Linked DNA regions of Homo sapiens: region 1 is linked to region 2. The links are chromatin contacts, found by Hi-C or POLR2A ChIA-PET in ENCODE. All regions are on one chromosome and are shown on one strand. Each heading gives the region's core, a stretch centred on a gene start or an enhancer-like site at or near the end of the contact. The rest is flanking DNA. Distances are from core to core; before and after follow the strand shown. Region 1 holds the start of NINJ2-AS1 (NINJ2 antisense RNA 1). Region 2 overlaps ERC1 (ELKS/RAB6-interacting/CAST family member 1).

Region 1 (7,474 bases), core at 1,511-4,010, 450 kb after region 2:
AGAGACGGGATTTTGCCGTGTTGGCCAGGCTGGTCTTGAACTCCTGGCCTCAAGTGATCTGCCTGCCTCAGCCTCCCAAAGTGCTGGGATTACGGGCATGGGCCACTGGGCCCAGCCTCAGAAGTTTTTAAATGACATGATTTTTTTTTTTTGGAGACAGTCTCTTTCTGTTGCCCAGGCTGGAATGCAGTGGCACCATCTCGGCTCACTGCAGCGTCCACCTCCTGGTGGAACCAGTGATTCGCCTGCCTCAGCAACCCGGGTAGCTGGGATTACAGGCACGTGCCACCATGTCTGGCTAATTTTTGTATTTTTAGTAGAGACAGGGTTTCACCATGTTGGCCAAGTTGGTCTTGAACTGCTGACTTCAGGTGATCCATCCACCTCGGCCTCCCAAAGAGCTAGGATTACAGGTGTGAGCCACCGCGCCCGGCCTTGTTTTTTTTTAATGGAGGAGTGGGGCACAGTTTTAGGGAGGTTGGTTCAGGAAGGGATGCAAGATAGATTAGAGGGCAGGAATTGATTCAGTTCTCAGAGAACTTCCCTGGAAAAGAAAGTCCTAGATCTTTGCCCCAAGCCCAATGCCAGGCTGAGGTATATTTCACGACCTTTCTGATTGAAATCTACTGACAGAAAATACACTGGATCTAAGATCTTGTGAGATCTTGCCCAAGCTCAACCCGGCCCACTAACCTTTTGTGTTCATGGCATGAAATGCCCACACTTGGTTCTGGTTTGGGCTGGCACCCTCCCCGGCTTGCTTCACTGTGGTGCGATGTTTCCAAAGCTTCCACACTCCAGAAAGGGCTATAACTTCAGTTTCCTCATTTTTACAAAAGGTCAAGTTTTCAAAAGCTTAGATCCGCTGGGATTTGTCTATGTTGATGAAGATACATGAAAACTGGGGGACATTGCAGTTGACCTTTAGAACCCTCTCTCCACCCCCACCCCCATCTCCATTACCCCAGAGCTAAGCCTCCTCAGGACCTAGTACTTCTCTTCATTCAGTGTTTTCTCACACTGCTGAAAATTACCTGTGACTCATACAAGTGGTTCAAGCTGCTCAGTCCCAGACAGGAATGTTGAGTCTTGCCAGCTGACATGTTGGGGTCACAAGAAAGAGAGAGCAAGTGTCCTGTGGGCTGGAATCAGGGGAGATGCACAGACACCCTGTGAACATTCCAGAGTGCAGGGCTGAAGAATGGCCTGAATGGAGCCGTTAGGCTGATTTCCCTGTGGTCAGAGGCTAGCTGCAATTTTACCCTCCCTTCCCTGCCCAAACACTCCTGACACTGGAATTTCATCAAACGGCTACCGTGTTTGGTTTTCAACCAGGACAAACAAAGAAAAGAGATTTGTTTTCCTGTCTGCTTTTGCTGAATGGAATCTCTGATTCTACTTACCAGCGTGCCTCAGACACCCTGGGGCTGGTTAGGACTTTAAGCACACAGGAATCTCAGCTTTACTCAATCTTTTTCCATATCCTGAGCCCGAGTTCAGACTTCATCCTCCCGGGTCCCCCATGTCCCTTCAACGTCTGATTAATTCTCCAGTCAACTCCCTGCTAATAGTCCACCCACAAATTGCTATTTCAGCTGACCTTCCCCAAAACTTGAGCATCCTTACCAAATACCTTGGGCTTCCTCATAACCTGGTTATCTTCTCATCTGCATGCCTTTCTGGAATAATTTTGAAGTATTAAAAAAAACTCCTCTAATTGTCAAGGGCATGCAGGAAGCTCAGCCCCTAAGGAGCATTGCAGAAATCTGGAGTTCTACTCTGTTTATACCTAAATCTAGCCTTCCAGGAGTTTCAGATAGTTTCCTGGAAACATTTTGTGCTTTGTGTTTTTCACCTTTCTCTCTTAATTGAATATGGGGTGAGGAGCAAGAAAGGGGATTGTGAATTACAATTACAAACAGTACACACATAACACAGGGACAATCTTTGCATTTCTCATTTCTGATCCCAGGGATCAGAGGTAGAGGCAGGCCAGGCGCGGTGGCTCACGCCTGTAATCCCAGCACTTTGGAGGCCGAGGCAGGCGGATCACGAGGTCAAGAGATAGAAACCATCCTGGCCAACATGGTGAAACCCCGTCTGTACTAAAAATATAAAAATTAGCTGGGCGTGGTGGCGCGCGCCTGTACTCCCAGCTACTCGGGAGGCTGAGGCAGCAGAATCGCTTGAGCCCGGGAGGCGGAGGTTGCATTGAGCAGAGATCACGCCACTGCACTCCCGCCTGGTGACAGAGGGAGACTCCGTCTCAAAATAAATAAATAAATAAATAAAAATTTAACAAAAAAAGGTAGAGGCAGCTCTCAGGTGAGTAAATTCGCAGATGCCCACGCATGTCTGGAACATACCCCAGGGGTCATTAGAGACTGCCCAGCAGAGGCGGGAGGATCTTCCGTTTGCTTTTCCTTCAGAACGTTTGTCCGGAGAGCATCCTGTTCTGTTATATGCATATCCACCTCCGTCTCCAAATTACTAGGTTGAGCACAGTGCTCAGTGCCTGGCATTGAGTTAGAAATAGAAAATGAGCTGGCGAGTCCCGGCCCGAGGCTGTGACAGGGGCCATTACTGAGCCCACTCCCCACCAACCTTTCTGCGGTTTAACTGACTCTCCTCCTTCCCCTCCAGATCCCAAGGGCTTGACTCCTACCTCCTCTAAGGCATTTTGAAAAGTTTGCAAATGCACCCTTGATCCTAGCACGTACTTAAGAAGCGGCTCCCCCCTAGAACGTCAGGCTTGAAGCTGACCCCTTCTTCCTCCTCCCGCGCCATTTGGGTCTGTGCGCAGGGCCGGAAGCCTGCTGGGGAGGGGCACGAGGCCGGGCTGGGGCCTCTCCGGAGGGAGCCCGCCGCCCCGCCCAGGGCGCACGCACCCAGCCTCTGAGGGAGGAAGCTGAATGGGGCCAGAGGCTGGCCCTCTTTGGGGATTTGCATTATACAGGCTGTATTTAGAAGCAGCGGCGGGGAGCGGTGGCTCACGCCTGTGATCCCAGCATTTTGGGGGGCCGAGGCGGGCAGATCACCTGAGGCCAGGAGTTCGAGACCAGCCTGTCAACATGGTGAAACTCCGTCTGTGCTAAAAATACAAAAAAAATTAGCCAGGCGTGGTGGCCGGAGCCTGCAGTCCCAGCTACTCGGGAGGCTGAGGCAGGAGAATCGCTTGAACCCGGGAGATGGAGCTTGCAGTGAGCCGAGATCACACCACTGCACTCCAGCCTGGGCAACTCAGCGAGACTCCGTCTCAAAAAACAAAACAAAACAAAACAAAACAAAAAACCAAGAAAAAGAGAATAAAAAAAAATAGAAGCAGCTTTCTTGCTGATAGAAAGCAATGACCCTCTCTGCTATAATTACAACTGAAGAGTCACTTTCTTTCAAAAACTCTATTTTCAGATGTTTACCACTTTCTTTAAAAAGGAAAAAAAATTTGCCTCAAAGGCAGGCAGTCCCCAGGGCATTTCTGGTCTCCTGGGGAAGGAACCTAAGAGCGGTTTGGTAAAATTCCATTTTGCTATCTTGGCGTTACCTAAGGGCAAGAACTGAGGTGGGGCTTTGGTGACAGCAGGGGCTGAAGAGTGCTCTTTTTCATCATCCAGGGTGTCCAATTGTTTTGTTTCCCTGGGCCACATTGGAAGAATTGTCTTGCCCCACACATAAAATACAGCAACACTAACAATGGCTGATACACTTTTAAAAAATCGCAAAGAAACTTCATATATATATATATATATATATATATTTTTTTTTTTTTTTTGAGTTTTGCTCTTGTCGCCGAGGCTGGAGTGCAACGGCACGATCTCGGCTCACCACAACCTCTGCCTCCCAGGTTCAAGTGATTCTCCTGCCTCAGTCTCCTGAGTAGCTGGGATTACAGGCATGCGCCACCAGGCCTGGTTAATTTTGCATTTTTAGTAGAGACGAGGTTTCTCCATGTTGGTCAGGCTGGTCTCAAACTCCTGACCTCAGGTGATCCACCTGCCTCGGCCTCCCAAAGTGCTGGGATTACAGGCGTGAGCCACCATGCCCAACCAAGAACTCATAATGTTTTAAGACAATTTACGAATTTGTTTTGGGCCGCGTTCAAAGCCGTCCTGGGCTGCACGGGGCCCACAGGCTGTGGGTTGGACAAGCTTGCTGGACTGTCATGAAGTTTTGAGTAGGTTAATTGCGTGGAGAGACCTGGAAGACAGGATCCTGGGTTGTACTGTACTCTCCCCGCCATTGGACCTGTGCTCCCTCCACCCAGGTGGCATCGCAGTGGCCAATGGAGAACAGAGCCAGACTGCCTCGGTGCAAATCCCAGGCTCCTAGTCCTGTGGACCACTTACTCCTTCGGTGAACTTGGGAAGCTGTTCATCCTTCCGGCTTCAGTTTTCCCACATGTAAAATGAAGATAATAATGGCACCTACCTCAGAGGATCATTGTGAGGATTAAATGAATTACCACAATAAGAGGGTATCATTGCCAGAAAGGGGTCCCGATCCAGACCCCAAGAGAGGGTTTTTCGGATCTTGTACAAGAACTCTGGGCTAGTCCATGAAGTAAAGTGAAAGCGAGTTTGCTAGACAAGTAAAGAAACACGAGAATGGCTACTCTATAGGCAAAGCAACCCTGAGGGCTGCTGGTTGGCTATTTTTATGGTTATTTCTTGATCATATGCTAAACAAGGGGTGGGTTATTCATGAGCTTTTTGGGAAGGAGATGGAGATTTTCCCCCTCCCCCAGTTGAGGACTCCTCCTTCTTTTAGACCATATAGGATAATTTCCAGGTGTTGCCATGGCATTTGTAAACTGCCATGGTGCTGGTGGGAGTGTCTCTTAGCATGCTAATGTATAATTGGCATATACTGAGCAGTGAGGACAACCAGTGGTCACTTTCATTGCCATCTTGGTTTTGGTGGGTTTTGGCAGGCTTCCTTACTGCATCCTGCTTTATCAGCAGGGCCTTTGTGACCTGTGTCTTGTGCTGACCTCCTATCTCATCCTGTGACTAAGAATGCCTAACCTCCTGGGAATGCCACCTAGCAGGTCTCAGCCTCATTTTACCAGCCCCTATTCAAGATGGAGTCATTCTGGTTCGAATGCCTCTGCCATAGACACGTATTATATATGCATTACCATGCTTATGTTTTTTGCTTTCCCTGTCTGTAAAATGAGGAAATGCTATTAACTGTTATGTTGGTCACTCTGTACCAGAAAAGCCAGGAAGAGTGTCCACTGTGTGCCAGACCCTTGTAGGTGACGCTGTGAGGAGACGCAGAAGAACGGAAAGACCTGGCTCCTTCCTATGTACTCTGAGATCTCTATGAGGAGGCTTCCCCCTTCCCCTCTAGGAAGACTCCTCATAGAGATCTCAGAGTACATACGAAGGGGAAACATCCACACCCAGTTTTCCCTGGTGGAAAGGTGTGACACAGAGGCCTGCCAGAGGCTCATGGCCCCTTCTCCACCCAGAGCAGCATCTCAGCTCAACCTGGGGATCCAGTAAAGCGGTGCAGGGATCCTGCAGGCTCTGGCAAACTCAGCCTTGACCTTTGGATCCAGCTCTCTGTCCCCATGGCCAGTCTTTTCACTCCCAGGCCTTCTGTCTGGCACAGGGTGTGAAAGAGGAGCCGGGGGCAGGGCGGGGAGGATGCGGCAGGGACAGGGACAGGACAGGAAGGACTTGGCCTAGCTGATTGAGACTTTTTTTTTCTTTTTGAGACGGAGTCTCGCTCTATCGCTCAGGCTGGAGTGCAGTGGCCCAATTTCAGCTCACTGCAACCTCCACTTCCCGGGTTCTCCTGCCTCAGGCACGCAAGTAGCTGGGATTACAGGCATGCACCACTGTGCCCAGGGATTACAGGCATGCGCCACTGTGCCCAGCTCCAGTTGAGATTTTGGCAGGGGTCTCTTGAGCAGCTGATGGGCTCCTGTCACTGCGCCCAAAGTCTGTCCCAGGCGAGTCTGGTTCCACTTAAGCCCAGGTCTGGGCACAGAGGTGCCACCCTTAATGTGTGTGCAGTATGCTGCAGCTGTACCCACGAAGTCTGCCCCTGCCTCTCATGAACACCCAACCCATTCGAGGCTCCAATAATTAGAATTTTCCTTGCTTCACTTTATCCATCTAAATCCTATCGAACTTGTCAAGGGCTACGTCAGTCTCACCTCCTCCATGAAGCCTTCTCTGATTGCCCAGCTGACATCAGTCTTACTGTCCTAAGTTTCCTAGTTCTCTATTTCATTCATTTAGAAATTAGAAAGTAGAAATGTACTTAATTATATTCTCAAAAAATATTTGAGCACCTGTTTGATTGCAAGGCAGGGAGGGTGGCTGTTGGGGCATCCATGAAAATACAGGACAGAATCTTCTAACAAGAAGCTTCAATTCTAAAAGGATGATAAAAATTCTAAAGGCATGGCCTAGAAAATTCCTTATTGCCATATATTGCTTTTCAGGTTGGATGCTATGATTTAATTCAAAAATAATAGTTAACAGTTATTAGGTGCTTGCTATGGGCCATTACTGTATTTAGCACTTTACACAAATTATTCTATTGAATTTTTTTTTGAGATGGGGTCTGGCTCTGTCACCCAGGCCGGTGTTCAGTGGTACAATCATAGCTCACTGCAACCTCGAACTCCTAGGCTCAGACAACCTTTCCGTCTCAGCCTTTTGAGTAGCTGTAACTGCAGGCATGTCTTACCACACCTGCGTACTCTTTTAATTTTTGTAGAGACAGGATCTCACTATGCTGCCCGGGCTGGTCTTGAACTCCTGGGCTCAAGCAATCCTCCCGCCTCAACCTCTCAAAGTGCTGGGATTATAGGCGCAAGCTACAGCACCAAGCTAAGTTATTTTATTTAACTCTTAATAGTACCCCATTTGGTAGATACTATTATTATTATTATTCCTACTTTAGAGATAAGGAAACTAAGGTGCAGAAAGGTTGACTGCCTCGTGTCAGCTAGTGAGAAAGCCAGGATTTGAACCAGGCACCCTGACTCCATTGTTTATACCCTTAACTACAGTGCCATATTTCTTCTGTGTTTCACCTTTTATGTTCAGCTAGAGTGAAACTCTTTTAAGTCCTGGAGGGCCCTGTGGCACTTAGTGCATCAATGCCTTTGTAGGTAGCAGGCACTGGTAGGAGGCAGTCAGTATTCAGGGATGCCTTGATGATCAGGCCCTGCGGTAGAGAGAAGAAGAGAATGTCCAAAGTTTCTTAGTTCTGGGCAATAGAATTGGGAAAAGCAACCAGGAGTCCAGCGCCTAAATATTGCTGTATACTAACTCTTAGCTCCCACTACCTCCTCACTAACGCAGCTCTTTTTTCAGGCCTACACCAAGGTTCCCGTGAATGTAGCCAGCAGATATTAGGAGGGCTTCTTATGAATCCCTCATCACTGGGTGGACACAGGCCCATTAGGAACAGGCCCAGAGGCCTAGTGACTTCAGATTAATGCTTGCCAGGACCA
Region 2 (6,915 bases), core at 4,370-6,869:
AGGCATAGGCATATTGCCTGTAATCTCAGCACTTTCAACAACAACAATAATAATAATAACGGGCCAGGCATAGGCATATTGCCTGTAATCTCAGCACTTTCAACAACAACAATAATAATAATAACGGGCCAGGCATAGGCATATTGCCTGTAATCTCAGCACTTTCAACAACAACAATAATAATAATAACGGGCCAGGCATAGGCATATTGCCTGTAATCTCAGCACTTTCAACAACAACAATAATAATAATAACGGGCCAGGCATAGGCATATTGCCTGTAATCTCAGCACTTTCAACAACAACAATAATAATAATAACGGGCCAGGCATAGGCATATTGCCTGTAATCTCAGCACTTTCAACAACAACAATAATAATAATAACGGGCCAGGCATAGGCATATTGCCTGTAATCTCAGCACTTTCAACAACAACAATAATAATAATAATGGGCCAGGCATAGGCATATTGCCTGTAATCTCAGCACTTTCAACAACAACAATAATAATAATAATGGGCCAGGCATAGGCATATTGCCTGTAATCTCAGCACTTTCAACAACAACAATAATAATAATAATGGGCCAGGCATAGGCATATTGCCTGTAATCTCAGCACTTTCAACAACAACAATAATAATAATAATGGGCCAGGCATAGGCATATTGCCTGTAATCTCAGCACTTTCAACAACAACAATAATAATAATAATGGGCCAGGCATAGGCATATTGCCTGTAATCTCAGCACTTTCAACAACAACAATAATAATAATAATGGGCCAGGCATAGGCATATTGCCTGTAATCTCAGCACTTTCAACAACAACAACAATAATAATAACGGGCCAGGCATAGGCATATTGCCTGTAATCTCAGCACTTTCAACAACAACAACAATAATAATAATGGGCCAGGCATAGGCATATTGCCTGTAATCTCAGCACTTTCAACAACAACAATAATAATAATAACGGGCCAGGCATAGGCATATTGCCTGTAATCTCAGCACTTTCAACAACAACAATAATAATAATAACGGGCCAGGCATAGGCATATTGCCTGTAATCTCAGCACTTTCAACAACAACAACAATAATAATAATAATGGGCCAGGCATAGGCATATTGCCTGTAATCTCAGCACTTTCAACAACAACAATAATAATAATAATGGGCCAGGCATAGGCATATTGCCTGTAATCTCAGCACTTTCAACAACAACAATAATAATAATAATGGGCCAGGCATAGGCATATTGCCTGTAATCTCAGCACTTTCAACAACAACAATAATAATAATAATGGGCCAGGCATAGGCATATTGCCTGTAATCTCAGCACTTTCAACAACAACAATAATAATAATAACGGGCCAGGCATAGGCATATTGCCTGTAATCTCAGCACTTTCAACAACAACAACAATAATAATAATGGGCCAGGCATAGGCATATTGCCTGTAATCTCAGCACTTTCAACAACAACAATAATAATAATAACGGGCCAGGCATAGGCATATTGCCTGTAATCTCAGCACTTTCAACAACAACAATAATAATAATAACGGGCCAGGCATAGGCATATTGCCTGTAATCTCAGCACTTTCAACAACAACAATAATAATAATAATGGGCCAGGCATAGGCATATTGCCTGTAATCTCAGCACTTTCAACAACAACAATAATAATAATAATGGGCCAGGCATAGGCATATTGCCTGTAATCTCAGCACTTTCAACAACAACAATAATAATAATAATGGGCCAGGCATAGGCATATTGCCTGTAATCTCAGCACTTTCAACAACAACAATAATAATAATAATGGGCCAGGCATAGGCATATTGCCTGTAATCTCAGCACTTTCAACAACAACAATAATAATAATAATGGGCCAGGCATAGGCATATTGCCTGTAATCTCAGCACTTTCAACAACAACAATAATAATAATAATAATGGGCCAGGCATAGGCATATTGCCTGTAATCTCAGCACTTTCAACAACAACAATAATAATAATAATGGGCCAGGCATAGGCATATTGCCTGTAATCTCAGCACTTTCAACAACAACAATAATAATAATAATGGGCCAGGCATAGGCATATTGCCTGTAATCTCAGCACTTTCAACAACAACAATAATAATAATAATGGGCCAGGCATAGGCATATTGCCTGTAATCTCAGCACTTTCAACAACAACAATAATAATAATAATGGGCCAGGCATAGGCATATTGCCTGTAATCTCAGCACTTTCAACAACAACAATAATAATAATAATGGGCCAGGCATAGGCATATTGCCTGTAATCTCAGCACTTTCAACAACAACAATAATAATAATAACGGGCCAGGCATAGGCATATTGCCTGTAATCTCAGCACTTTCAACAACAACAATAATAATAATAATGGGCCAGGCATAGGCATATTGCCTGTAATCTCAGCACTTTCAACAACAACAATAATAATAATAACGGGCCAGGCATAGGCATATTGCCTGTAATCTCAGCACTTTCAACAACAACAATAATAATAATAACGGGCCAGGCATAGGCATATTGCCTGTAATCTCAGCACTTTCAACAACAACAATAATAATAATAACGGGCCAGGCATAGGCATATTGCCTGTAATCTCAGCACTTTCAACAACAACAATAATAATAATAATGGGCCAGGCATAGGCATATTGCCTGTAATCTCAGCACTTTCAACAACAACAATAATAATAATAATGGGCCAGGCATAGGCATATTGCCTGTAATCTCAGCACTTTCAACAACAACAATAATAATAATAATGGGCCAGGCATAGGCATATTGCCTGTAATCTCAGCACTTTCAACAACAACAATAATAATAATAATGGGCCAGGCATAGGCATATTGCCTGTAATCTCAGCACTTTCAACAACAACAATAATAATAATAATGGGCCAGGCATAGGCATATTGCCTGTAATCTCAGCACTTTCAACAACAACAATAATAATAATAATGGGCCAGGCATAGGCATATTGCCTGTAATCTCAGCACTTTCAACAACAACAACAATAATAATAATAATGGGCCAGGCATAGGCATATTGCCTGTAATCTCAGCACTTTCAACAACAACAACAATAATAATAATAATGGGCCAGGCATAGGCATATTGCCTGTAATCTCAGCACTTTCAACAACAACAAACAACAATAATAATAATGGGCCAGGCATAGGCATATTGCCTGTAATCTCAGCACTTTCAACAACAACAACAATAATAATAATAATGGGCCAGGCATAGGCATATTGCCTGTAATCTCAGCACTTTCAACAACAACAACAATAATAATAATAACGGGCCAGGCATAGGCATATTGCCTGTAATCTCAGCACTTTCAACAACAACAACAATAATAATAATAATAATGGGCCAGGCATAGGCATATTGCCTGTAATCTCAGCACTTTCAACAACAACAATAATAATAATAATGGGCCAGGCATAGGCATATTGCCTGTAATCTCAGCACTTTCAACAACAACAACAATAATAATAATAATGGGCCAGGCATAGGCATATTGCCTGTAATCTCAGCACTTTCAACAACAACAACAATAATAATAATAACGGGCCAGGCATAGGCATATTGCCTGTAATCGCAGCACTTTCAACAACAACAATAATAATAATAATGGGCCAGGCATAGGCATATTGCCTGTAATCTCAGCACTTTCAACAACAACAACAATAATAATAATAATGGGCCAGGCATAGGCATATTGCCTGTAATCTCAGCACTTTCAACAACAACAACAATAATAATAATAATGGGCCAGGCATAGGCATATTGCCTGTAATCTCAGCACTTTCAACAACAACAACAACAATAATAATAATGGGCCAGGCATAGGCATATTGCCTGTAATGTCAGCACTTTCAGAAGCCAAGGAGGGAGGATTGCTTGAGGCCAGGAGTTCAAGACCAGCCTAGGCAACATAGGGAGACTCTGTCTCTACAAAATTTTTTTTTTAATTTAAAAATTAACAATGCATGGTGGCATGCACCTGTAGACCTACCTACTAGGGAGGCTAAGGCAGAAGGCTCACCTAAGCCCAGGATTTCAAGGCTGCAGTGAGCCATGATCATGCCACTGCACTCCAGCCTGAGTGACAGAGTGAGACCCTATCTCTAAAAATAAAAACAATAAAAATTTAAAATAAAAAAAAAATGACTGGAAGCATATACATAAGTTAATAATTACTACTAGGTAACAATACTTTGAGTTATAAGTTTTTGTTAATCTATTTCCCAATTTTACTACAATGGATTTCCAGTGTAATAACATCATGTTTTTAAAAAACAATGATGTTCTACTTCAAAAATAAAAATGCCCTCACTGTTAAAAAAGATTTCAGACTTTTTACAAAAGGAAAAATTATAGAACAACCTACAAATTTAGAAGTATTTTTAAAAATTATTATTTTGCTGCTTTGGGAATACGCCATTTTTTAAACCTCCTTCCTCACATTTTATTTAAAAAGGAATTATTCAGACTCATACTAACACAGATTAGGGATTTATTTTCCCCTGCCCAAAAGTGAAAATTACCTGAAGTCCAACTATATATAGAAAAGTTATTATGGCTATTAATTTTTTAATTCAATATAAGATGGTTTCTTCCTTTACGCCTTCTTAAAATGATACATTATTTAGAAAAGTAAAAAATTATCAGTAGTCACCTAGGTCAGCTAAAAATAAGTAACACTGTGTCTCTACATCACTCTCTCCAGCTATGCCTCCATGGCAGCCAATGATTTTTATCACGTATCTTTTACAGCAAGGCAACAGTTTCCATGGAAACCACAGGGCAAATATCCATTATTGCTGCCAAGGACTTTTATAAGCACACATAAGCTGAGATAACCGCTTACTCTCTTTTACTAATATTTTTAAATTAAGCAATGGTTAGCTATTCTGATTCTGGTTTTGTTGTGTTTGTTGTCTCTATGAACAGATCTAGAGATGAGTGAAAAATCAAGGAATTTTTTACCCCTTTAGCAACAAATGAACTCTCAAAATCAGGGGAGCAGGAGAGAAAAGACCCAGAAAGTCACTGAGCCAGCATACATACCAGACAATGTCATCCCATACAACAGGGCAAATCAGAACAGAAATCAGTGACGCACTTAAATACAAAGGATGAAATTCTCTTCCACCAGCACGGCAGAGCACGTAGATTCACTGGGGCCAAGATGCTGATTAATCAGTGAAAAAAAAGATAACCAACAAATCATAAAACTAAAAAAGTAGTCACATACCTCTCTCAACATACTGTTCTCTTTTTCCTTCTGCTCCAAAAGGCTTTCTAGGTGATGAACGTGCATCTCTGCCTCTGCCAGTCGTCTTGTTCTCTCATGGTCTTCCTCGGTAGCCTTGGCAGAAAGTCCTTTGCTCTGCAACATTTCCAGAAGCTTCTTAATGGATTCATCCCGAGCATTTAGGGTCTGCTTTTGAGTCTCAATACGCAGCTCCATTTCCTCCAATGTCTTTCGAAGAAGAAACAGCTCTTTGGCCTGCCGCTCATGCTCAGCATGAAGCCTCTGAAAGTTCTCCTCTGTCAGCTCTGCTACACAAGGTTCGCCAGTCCTGCTGCTACTATCCTGCTGAAACAGCTGATTCAGGTCCCTCTGGATCCGCAATTCATCCTGGAGAGCCTGGATTGTCATCTGCATGTGCTAGAACCAAGACAAAAAGAAAACCCCCAAATCAGCTTTCCTCCTCAAGTAGCAAATCAGAGCAGCCTGCAGGAATCAAAAATAGCTACAAGAAATCTGCATCTAGCAAATTAGGATTCACCTTATTCTGTTTTACAGGTCCTTAAAAAATGATTGAGATAATATGCAAAATGTCAGTAATTTAACTTCAGTTTATTCTCAACAGGAAGCAAAATAAGTATGGCACTCACTCCTCACTTTGCATAAACTACAATAAAGACACTGTTCAAAATTAATAGAAGATATTAACACGGAAACTAAATTTGAGGGAATGTGGGAAATGGGAAATCTACAGGAATATGAATACATTCTTTCAAAAAATTTCATCAAAACAGCCGGGCGTGGTGGCTCACACCTGTGTAATTCCAGCACTTTGGGAGGCCAAGGTGGGCAAATCAGCTGAGGTCAGGAGTTCAAGACCAGTCTGACCAATATGATGAAACCCTGTCTCTACTAAAATACAAAAGTTAGCCGGGCGTGGTGGCGTGTGCCTGTAATCTGAGCTACTCGGGAGGCTGAGACAGGAGAATCGCTTGAACTTGAGAGGTGGGAATTGCAGTGAGCCAAGACTGCACTCATTGCACTCCAGCCTGGGCAACAAGAGTGAAACTCTGTCTTAAAAAAAAAAAAAAAAAAAAAATTTTTTTTTTTCATCAAAAAATACAAAGGATGGCCAGGCGCGGGGGCTCACACCTATAATCCCAGCACTTTGGGAGGCCGAGGCAGGCGGATCACCAGGAGTTCAAGACCAGCCTGGCCAACATGATAAAACCCCATCTCTACTAAAAATACAAAAATTGGCCAGGCACGGTGGTTCACGCCTGTAATCCTAGCACTTTGGGAGGCCGAGTCGGGCACATCACGAGGTCAGGAGTTCAAGACCAGCCTGGCCAACGTGGTAAAACCCCGTCTCCACTAAAAATAGAAAAATTAGCCAGGCATGGTGGCACGAACCTGTAATCCCAGCTACTCAGGAGGCTGAGGCAGAAGAATTGCTTGAACTGGGAGGTGGAGTTTGCAGTAAGCCAAGATCACACCACTGCACTCCAGCCTGGGTGACAGAGCAAGGCTCCGTGTCAAAACAAACAAACAAACAAGCAAAACCGAAGGACAGCGAAATACAAAATGACTTTTAAGTATTATAAACATTAAATAATAAATATTA

What was found. A loop is a pair of places that touch in the nucleus more often than their neighbours do. ChIA-PET counts read pairs that join two places held with the same protein, here RNA polymerase II (POLR2A). Pooled maps may share reads with other maps.
Region 1: a pooled map shows a loop between it and region 2 (4-fold over the local background). The contact joins the promoter of NINJ2-AS1 here to the enhancer-like site in region 2. A Hi-C loop is called at or near these places in 2 of 37 single-sample maps with no recorded cell type and 3 of 50 pooled maps. POLR2A ChIA-PET finds 5 or more read pairs at or near these places in 1 of 52 experiments (endothelial cell of umbilical vein).

Annotation. Positions count from the first base shown.
Region 1 is chr12:626,177-633,650 of GRCh38, reverse strand. NINJ2-AS1 (NINJ2 antisense RNA 1) reads right to left here and starts at 2,760. Exons shown (of 5, transcript NR_122124.1): 1 at 2,666-2,760; 2 at 1,404-1,437; 3 at 1,035-1,142. All of the region lies in intron 1 of NINJ2 (ninjurin 2), which reads left to right. RefSeq lists silencers at 2,735-2,834, 2,895-2,974.
Region 2 is chr12:1,081,960-1,088,874 of GRCh38, reverse strand. ERC1 (ELKS/RAB6-interacting/CAST family member 1) reads right to left here. Exons shown (of 19, transcript NM_178040.4): 3 at 5,295-5,711. Among named protein-coding and RNA genes, the nearest start is that of ERC1, 94 kb to the right of the region's middle. Within about 2 kb of position 5,619, at least 8 of the 41 ENCODE cell types and tissues checked have a DNase peak (open chromatin) inside an H3K27ac peak, as active enhancers do.